Regions from separate parts of the Mus musculus genome. Here region 2 is linked to region 1. The links are chromatin loops, found by intact Hi-C in ENCODE. Cell type or tissue: left cerebral cortex. All regions are shown on one strand.

The links. Peaks named below come from ENCODE experiments on the same cell type or tissue, not always from the same donor. Only the 100,000 strongest peaks of a DNase experiment are listed, where the experiment ranks them.
Region 2: it touches region 1 in a loop (10-fold over the local background); 26 of 42 quality-filtered maps call a loop at or near these places.

The regions. Positions count from the first base shown.
Region 1 is chr9:114,315,164-114,320,163 of GRCm38, reverse strand. 4921528I07Rik (RIKEN cDNA 4921528I07 gene) reads left to right here and starts at 3,136. Exons shown (of 27, transcript NM_001384245.1): 1 at 3,136-3,233. The coding sequence starts at 3,209. In left cerebral cortex, a CTCF peak has its summit at 1,949 (motif pointing left); a DNase peak (open chromatin) is centred at 1,937.
Region 2 is chr9:114,378,273-114,383,272 of GRCm38, reverse strand. It overlaps Crtap (cartilage associated protein), which reads left to right. Exons shown (of 7, transcript NM_019922.2): 4 at 1,559-1,687; 5 at 3,218-3,363. Among named protein-coding and RNA genes, the nearest start is that of Crtap, 9.9 kb to the left of the region's middle. In left cerebral cortex, CTCF peaks have their summits at 1,262 (motif pointing right) and 1,985 (motif pointing right); a DNase peak (open chromatin) is centred at 1,976.

The DNA of each region.
Region 1 (5,000 bases):
TTCTCCATCCAATCCCCTTGCTCTCTTCTGTTGGTGGATAAACCAGACTGCACCTTGAATTGCAATTCTGTATGGCCTGGGTATTACTTCCCTTAGAATTCCTTCTTATTCCTATGCTCGCAACATAAGAAAACAAATCCTTTCTCTTTTAGCCTCACTGCTGAGACGTCTTCATTAGCAAGATAGTTTATAATTCATCTCATGTTTAAAAAAGAAATAATCCCCCTTGATTCGTACCCTCCTGTAGCTTCACCACAGTCTAATACTTGTCCCAAGAATTTACTATATTATTAAATCCTTATGCTCCCATTTTCTTTAAATTCAGTCTGAAGGTTTTATATCCACCTATTACTAAAATTCTTCTCAGGATGATGTGGTTGGTCAACAGAGGAGTGAGAGGAAAAAGGAAAGTTGATAACTGCCCATTCTCGGGGCATAATCTTGGGGTGATGGGCGAGTAACAAATCAGGAGCTGACACGCCATATCAGGTGCTGAAATGCCATGGCTGAGGGCTATATAAGCGACTCCATTTTCTGGGGTCGGGGTCTTCCTGAGAAGTAAGCAATAAAGCTTTGCTGCAGAAGATTCCGGTTGTCTTGAGTGTGCTCTTGCTGGCGGGTACAAAAGCTCGGGATACTTTTACTCTTGTCAGGACAGTTATCCATAAAACCTTTGGGAGGCATTTATCTATCTAGTCAAGGGTAACTTCCGAAGGAAAGCCCCCTCCTTTGTCATCTCAGGCACCAACCCTAGTTGTAGGTAGATTTAATAGCCATATGTCTCTACCATTAGAAAATCTTGGGGGGTTTCCAGAACCCTTTCTTCCCACCTCTCATTTGTCATGCCACTTTAGGTATCACATATTTTTTTTTCCATTTTTTATTAGGTATTTCGCTCATTTACATTTGCAATGCTATACCAAAAGTCCCCCATAGCCACCCACCCCCTCTCCCCTACCCACCCACTCCCCTTTTATGGCCCTGGCGTTCCCCTGTACTGGGGCATATAAAGTTTGCGTGTCCAATGGGCCTCTCTTTCCAGTGATGGCCGACTAGGCCATCTTTTGATGCATATGCAGCTAGAGTCAAGAGCTCCGGGGTACTGGTTAGTTCATAATGTTGTTCCACCTATAGGGTTGCAGATCCCTTTAGCTTCTTTGGTACTTTCTCTAGCTCCTTCATTGGGGGCCATGTGATCCATCCAATAGCCGACTGTGAGCATCCACTTCTATGTTTGCTAGGCCCAGGCATACTCTGACAAGAGACAGCTATATCAGGGTCCTTTCAGCATAATCTTGCTAGGGTATCACATATTTTTAAGGAGCAGGGGTTGGACATAAAGCAGAAGTCATAAACACTTAGCCAAGCCTCCCACTGAGGGGACATTTCTATCCTTAGAACTGAGTTTCACTTGCAGATCTTAGTTTATATGTGAAGTATTAATAACGAGTGGTAATTCTATCATTTCATTGTGACTATTCTATTCTGCCACCCCTGGAAACTATAGAGGAAGGAGGAAGTGTAAGGGCTCAAGGCAATGGTTCCCAGTGCTCAGAGCATCTACTTCTCTAACCATCCTGGCATGTATGAAATATGAAGAGATGCTTGTGTTACTCCCTTTGGCACTGAACAGCTTAGACAGAGGATGCCAAGAATCTCATGCTGGGAGAAGGAACAAGCTAAGACCCTTGGGCAAACCATAAGGAGGACTAATTTTCTGGCACGTACAATCTATCATATCACTTATCAGGAGAGACTGAAGCTCAGAAGGAGGAAATAACTTGACCAGCATTGCCCAGCTATAGATACTTCTTGACTTTGTTAAAAACTAAACCTCATAGGATTCTGAGGATGGTCTTGGTGGAGGAGTCAATAGACCTTTGTTTCTCTTCCCAATGTACCACCACATCCAACATCAACAGGCTTTCATAGGGTGCCATCTTGTGGTGGTCAGTGGGAATGCAGAAGAGAAGCCCGGGCAACCTTCATGGAAACCTGTCCAGTGGGGTTGAAGCTGGAAAAATAAAAAAATTTAAAAAGAATTTATTACTCTTTCTCTTCTGCTTTTCAGTATTCACTGTGTGCTGACGTTTGGTCTGTTGCTATGCACTGTAGTGATCAATGCTGGTCCACAAGATCTGGCTGCCGCAATGAGGAGATCCTTGGTCAAGAGGAAATCATCGCATATACCAAGTGATGCTATGGAAACTTGCTCCTTAGTTTAAAGCGATTAGTTAAATAAACAGGTTGACAGCTCGTAACTGGGCAGAAGAGAGGTAGGCAAGGCTTCAGGTGCGGGGCTCGGGGTCTGAGGCAGAGAATACCAGGAGAGAAAAGAGAAGAGGAAGGAAGAAGATGCAGGGGTAGGTGGAAAGTGAGAACATGGCAATGAGGGCCAGACATTTGGAAAGGAGTGGGCCATGAGAAACATGGCAAGTTGTCCCTGAGGATCATTGACTGGAAAGTAGACTGACTAGCATAAAGGGTGGATATCTGCTCAGCTCTAGTGCTTTTATGGCTTATTATAAATTTAAAAGTTTTGTGTCTTTATTTGGGAGGTAAATGATCAAAAGTGGGATAGAAACATCCAATTAATCTTTCTACATTAATTATGTCTTTAATTGAACTATTAAGGACAGATAGACACATGGTTAGGGGCTGTCTTAGTTACTTTTCTATTTTTTTTTTTTTTGTGATAAAACACCATGACCAAGTCAACTTGTTAAAGAAAATATTTAACTTAGAATTTTAAGTTTCAGGGAGTTAGAATCCATGACCATCATAGCAGGGAGCAAGGCAGCAGACAGGCAAAAATTCACTGGAGCAGTAGCTGACAGCTCACATTTTGATGTGTGAGAGAGTGATCAAAAAAGACCTTTGTGAAGTAGGCATTTTAACATGGTTCTTTAGAACCATGTAAGCAGATGAGAGAAAACTAACTTTGTAGTTGGTTGTTCTTAGATCAAGAACATTGGCATTTATGATAACCCACACTGTCGTCCTGACCTTGTATGAGCAGACTTGCCTAAGTAGCAGATGTTGGCTGTCATGGTATGATTATGAGTTCACTATGCAAGCTCTGTGACTTATGGCTGACCTGTACCTAGTTATGTTCAGGCCTGAGTGCTGAGTGCCAGTATACTTTGAGATTTCCTCAGAGTACACGTCTATAACTACAGAGCGATAGTAGTGTTGGAATCTGAGTATAATGGGTAACTGTTGTGATACCAGAGGTATGATATTGCTAGCCATTTAGTGCTTTTGCTTCAAATAGACTGGTTAATATTTCTCAAAATATTTTGTGTAAATACTTATAACTGCTGTATTATTAGAATTATGTCTTATTTTATTTAATTTTTGAGACAGAGTTTCTCTGTGTAGCGCTGCCTATCCTGGAACTCACTCTGTAGACCAGGCTGGCATCAAACTCAGAAATCTGCCTGCCTCTGCCTCCCAAGTGCTGGGATTAAAGGCATGCACCATCACGCCTGGCTCTAGAATTATGTTTTATTATATATTATATTTTAGTCTACAAAATATTTTGACTTTAGAATTTAATGTGTTTGTATGTACGTATGTGTCTATATATGTTTGTATTTCCTCCCTCAAGATTGTGCTTCACAGACATAACACTATATCATAGACATACCAAGAAATAACTAAGGTTCTCTGTTTTGAAATTATTAACCTCAGAAAAAAGGAGTGGCTTCACAGTGGTGGGGATAAATTATGATATAAATCTCCCACTATAATGTGTGCCTATTTTCATTTTTAACAAACATTTCGTGTCATTTTCTTATTAGGTATATTTATTCACTAAAATGTAGGTATGTCTTTTCCACATATGTGAAGGTTTAGAGTGTGTACCTACTCCATATTGAATAATTTAAATCCATAATTTATGATTTATCCTGAATTGTAGACATCACAAATAGGTAACATTGTGACCCACATCTCTTTGGAGTGAGGTATCACCCAATAAGTTGATTATTTTGTTCTGAATGACTGATCACTATTTCAACAAATGAAGTAGAGAATAGATGAATTAGACTGGTGAACTAACTAGAGAGTCAGGAACTATTTACAGTAATCCGTGAGCATAGTGTTCGTATATGGTGAACAAAAAGAATAGTATGCAGAGGTAATCGTTCTTCTGTGCGTGTAGAAACATGGTGCTGAAAAGATGTATTAACCCTTCCTGCTGTTTTCACGTGTGATGTGGTTTATTTATCCTGACACTGCTTCAGAGAGCTATAGCTTTCTTGATGAATTGGGCAAAACCTAAATATAAAGAGGTTCATATTTGTGAAAAGCTAATTAACCAAGATGGTAGGTTTCCAGTGTACACGTCAGGATGTCTCAAGTCTGTAGAAGTCCTAGGCATTATCTACTTTATGACATCAAATCCATGGTCACTTTATCACAGGACACCACTGTCACATTTCAACCTAGGCATTGCAAGGAAGTACCAGCCCTTCTCGTCAGCTCACAGATGCGTAGGACTGGGATCCTTATCCTCACACCTGGCCTAAAGCCAACTACAAATAGAGAGATCTTTAATTGATATCTGGTGGAAATACAAATGTTACCCTCAAAAGTGCAGAGACCTTGTGAGCCACAACCTGGGAGAGTGACACAAGTACTCAGAATATCTACCCAGTTTTTAGAGCCCCCATTACCCTTGGAGCAACTCTCACATAGAGCTGAGTTAGAGGACTTGAATGGCCAGCAGGATCCAGATACTCCTCTTCCTTATCACTGTTCTTTTTAATCTGGATGCTACAAAGCACATGAGAATAAAAGGAGAAACAAGGCACAGGGTACTTATTATTGTTTTCCAGAAGTCAATAAATTATTGCATGTCAAAGGATGAATGGATCAATATAGTTACACCATGTCCCTTATACTAAATTCACTTCCCCAGGAAAATGTATGTGTTAAAAAGCTAAAATTCTGTGTTTATGATGAATGTAGAATCAGAATGTGTCAACTGATGGAGG
Region 2 (5,000 bases), 63 kb before region 1:
ATGTGTGATAGCTGCTATTCTCTTATCGGAGGTGCTATTCATTTTATTTTATGTTTTTATGGCAATGCTGGCGATTGAACCTAGGGCCTCACGTACGCTTCATAAATGTTTCATCACAGTTAAGGCTCCGTCCCTGCTTGGCGCTGTTAATTTGTAAGCATTTAGTTAAAGGGTTTTCTGCTTCTGCTGCGTCAGGGTTCATTTATCACCTCACGAGTTAGATGTTAACAGCGGAACCCTGAGGACATCATGGTCCCTGCGTGCGTGCCTCAGTTCCAGCATCATCCTAGAGAAGTCTTGCTGATATCATGTCTTTTTTTCTATAAGTCACTTGTACATAAATACCCCCCAGATTTTACATTATCTTCTGGTTTTCGTTTTCCCCATTTCGTATCTCCAAATTCACAATAGGACTTATGTTACTTGGGCTTGGGGGCGTAGCTCCATGGATAAAGTGCCTACCGGGTCCTGGGTTCAGTTTCCAGCTCTGCACTGTCTGGTCATGTGGTGTATCCTGTTATCCCAGCCCTTGGGATCACAAGGTAGCGTCAGGAGGATGAGGAGGTCGTGTCATCCTCGGCTACACAGGAGTTCAAAGCCAGCCTGAGCTACAGGAGACGATGGCTCAACTTTGTTTTCTACCAACTTGACAATTAAATTTGTTGTTATTTTTGTGGTGCTGAGGATCAAACCCAGGGCCTAATGTATGTCAGGCAAGCCCTCTCCCATTGAGCTAGACCCCTCACCTTCAGTTTAAATTGTTTGAAAAAATGACAGTATGTATGGCATCTTAGCAGTGTAAGATTGCTATTCATATGAATTCGTATTAATATTCTTTGGTCATTAAAACATTTTAAATTATATTTTTATTTATTTTGTGTGTATATGGTGGTGGTGGTGGGGTGGGTCAGTGCTGTGGCTCACTTGTGGCCGGAGGACAACTTGTGGATGTTGGTTCTCTTTGTCTACGATGTGGGTTCTGAGTGTTGATTCATGCTACAGAAGACCCTTCCTGTGCACTGTATGCTTGCTGAAGATGCCGGTGATCAGGCCACATGCCTGGTGCTTATAGAAGCCAAAAGAACGTGATGGATCCCCTGAAACTGGAGTTACAGTTGTGTGCCACTCTGTGGTGTGGGATATGAGCCTGGGACCTCTAGAAGAACAGTTGGTGTTCACCAGGGAGCTATCCCTGCAGCCATGAGCTCTTTATTTTATTTTATTTTATTTATTTATTTTTAAAAAAGATTTATTTATTTATTATATCTAAGTACACTGTAGCTGTCTTCAGTCACTCCAGAAGAGGGCGCTAGATCTCGTTACGGGGATGGTTGTGAGCCACCATGTCGTTGCTGGGATTTGAACTCTGGACCTTCAGAAGAGCAGTCAGGTGCTCTTACCCACTGAGCCATCTCACCAGCTTTTTATTTTAAATGTCACATTTCCCCCCTTTACTTCCATGTGTGTGGAAGGCAGGACTAGACTGAGGGATTGAGGAGGGACACAGAGAGACAGACAGACCGACTGACTGTTCTAAGAATTTATATCTGTTTTTCAGATCACTATGTGGAAGTTCTGGAGTGTAAGATTCGTTGTGAGGAGACCCTCACCCCAGTCATAGGAGGCTATCCCGTGGAGAAATTTGTGGCGACCATGTACCACTATTTACAGTTTGCGTATTACAAGTGTAAGTAACCCTGTGCAGAATATCCCTGCTTAGCTGTGGCGGCTGAGAAGGCCACCAAGGTCACACACGTGCTACGCACGAAGAGGCCGTCTGGCTCCCTGATTCAAGCAGAGACCCTGAGCCCTGAGCCCGGCTGCCAACCTTGAACTCTGGGTTTTGCCTGCTGTTCTCTGGGAGATTTTTCGCTTTCCAGGGTTAGAGATAAATAGTGTAGGTAAAAATTAGCCCCTTCCCTAGCCATACAGGCTGTGTGCAGAAGAGCCTTAAACTTGTCATTATAGAAAACAGCCGCTAGGTGGCACAATTGAATAATCTTCCACCCGGTCAGTCCTGCCAGAGTTTTGTTAAATAAGGAAGGGTCTCTGCTTTTGTAGATTAGAAGTGGCTCTGGAAAGTACCAGGATAAATACCTTGTCTCACTTTTTCTTTGCCTGACTCCCCTGCCCCCCAAGACAAATGCCACCCTGCAGAACCCCCATGTTGTGGTGATGTAAGGTGTCCAGTTCTAAACAGGGAGGCTGGAGCAGAAAACCCGTTCGCAGGGGATGGCAGAACAAGGTCACCTTTGACTCTTCCAGTCCTGAGGGCCTATCGTGATTTATCTTGTTGGTTTCTGTAGTGTGGAGTCTTTTATTTATGTTATTTGTTTGTTTATGTATTTAGAAACTCGGTCTCATGTAGCCAAGCCTCAAACTTACTATATAGCTAAGGATGACCTTAATTATTGATCCCCCTGCCTCCTCCTCCCAAATGCTGGGACTGTGTCAGCACTTACTATTTTATTATTAACATATATTATTTATATTGTTTGTGTATATATATATATATATATGTATATATGTATATATATTTTTTTGTTTTTTCGAGACAGGGTTTCTCTGTATAGCCCTGGCTGTCCTGGACCTCACTTTGTAGACCAGGCTGGCCTCGAACTCAGAAATCCGCCTGCCTCTGCCTCCCAAGTGCTGGGATTAAAGGCGTGCGCCACCACGCCCGGCTTGTTTATATATTTTAAATTAGTTATTATTAACACACACATATTAAGTTATGGTTTATGAAGAACTAGGGATTGAACCCAGGGCTCCATGTGTATTAAGCAAGCACTCTACCAACTGAGCCACATCCCCAGCCTTTGTTTCTGTCTTCCAAGTTTGATTCAGTTAGAGGAGGGCCTGCCCTCTCTGGGAATTGTGGTCCTAGCCAGATGGGACCCAGGAACTGCAGCCTTTAGCAGGAAGCCTGTGGCTAAGGAGCCTCTGTCCTCCTCAGGCCCAGTGTGGCCCAGGCCTTGAGTCCCATCACCTCTGGTGACGCGCCCTGAGTGTCTGAAGCCAGCAGAATGAACACAGCCTGAGGGTGATCCGTGCTCTCTACTGTCCGTCAGGCGGTCCTGGGACCTAGGCTGTGCCCTGCCCACTTTCTGAGGTCTTTGACTGGAGAAAGGTCAAGCTTCTAGCTTCCATGGGGAGTGACAGCCGAGAGCTGCAGGGCGTGGCTCTCACCTGCCTGGCCTCTTCTCTCTGGTTTCAGTGAATGATCTGAAGAATGCAGCCCCGTGTGCCGTCAGCTACCTGCTCTTTGACCAGAGTGACAGGGTCATGCAACAGAACCTGGTGTACTATCAGTACCACCGGGACAAGTGGGGCCTCTCGGATGAGCACTTCCAGCCCAGACCCGTGAGTGTCCCGCACTGGGTCCTGCTCACTCACTCGTCCCTCTTCCCACACTGGGTCCTGCTCACTGGTCCCCCTTCCCGCACTGGGTCCTACTCACTCACTTGTCCCTCTTCCCACTCTGGGTCCTGCTCACAGGTTCCCCTTCCCGCACTGGGTCCTGCTCACTGGTCCCTCTTCCTCACCTGCAGGAGGCCGGTTTCACCCTTCAGAGAGAATCAGCTCTGAAATGAAGGAACTCCACTGTTTCTGGTTACTGTTGGTCCCCCTGCCCCTCCCTGACTCTGTAGCCCTGACTGACCCAGAAGTCACTGCGTATACTAGGCTGGCCTTGAACTCAGAGAGATACCCCCCCACCTTGCTTCTGCCTCTTGCATGCTGGGTTCACAGGAATATACCATCACACACTGCTTAATGTTTTTCTTATATTTTGACTTATTTGCCGTGTGTCTGTACGTGGGCCTGCACGTGCAGCAGCCTGCAGTGGGGGCAGAGGACGACGTGTGAGAATCAGCTCTCTCCTACCATGCGGGTCCCAGGCATTGAACTCAAGTGGTCAGGCTTGGTAGCAAGCACCTTCATGCAAGGAGCCATTCTCCAGGCCCGTGAGGCTTTTTAACTCCTTGTTTGAGTCCATGTATTTTTCCCCTTTCCCTTTCTTCCTTTTGCTCTGACCTCGCTCGCTCTGGCCCTGCTCTCTCCAGCTCCGTTTGTTCCGGCCCATAGGGTTTTTTATTTGTTTCTCATTACGGATGGTTGTGAGCCACCATGTGGTTGCTGGGATTTGAACTCATGATCTCTGGAAGAGCAGTCAGTGCTCTTAACCACTGAGCCATCTCTCCAGCTCCGGGTCTGTGTATTTACTTATGCATTTATTGTTACAAAAATAGGGCTGGACTTCACATGCTGGCTTTGTAACTTACTTTGTGTCCCCAGCCCCCCTTTTCATGGCATTAGAAGCCAGGAGCTGCTTACAAGCTATGACAAGCGCTCCATCACCGAGGTACCTTCAGCCCTTGGTCTCTAGAGATAGGGTTTTGCTATCTAGCTCAGGCTGGTCTCAAAGTTGTAATCCTCCTGCCTTCCAAGGGCTGGGGTTATAGACTTTTATGAATGAAATATCACTTAATTCCTTCGATAGATAGATAAATTTGAGGCTTTATACCTACAGTCAGGGCTAATTATATGCGACTTTGAAAACCTCTTTGCCGCTGTTAGGTGTTGGCAGTGCACGACTGTAACTCTAGCAATGTCGATGCAGAGGCGAGGGGATTATTATTAGGTTCGGGGCTAGCCTGGGCTACAAAGCAATACCCTGTCCCAATAAAGCAGAAACAAATATATATTTTTTCTATTCAGGATTTTTGTATGCTGTCCTAGGTTTTCATAAATAAGTCTTCCATATCTCAATTCCTTGCTAAAGCACACATGCACACATTTCCTCAGTTGCTGTGTTGGTTTTTTTGTTTGTTTGTTTATGCTGTGTTGGGGATGGGTCTGAGGGTTTCGGGCACGCCAAGCAAGCATGGTACCAACTGAGCTTTAGCCCAGAAAACTCCCTTCCCCTTACCCCCTCAAGGGCCATGCTAGCATTTATATATCATAGAATACTCCTTCCTATCTGCATACTTCAGTGGCTG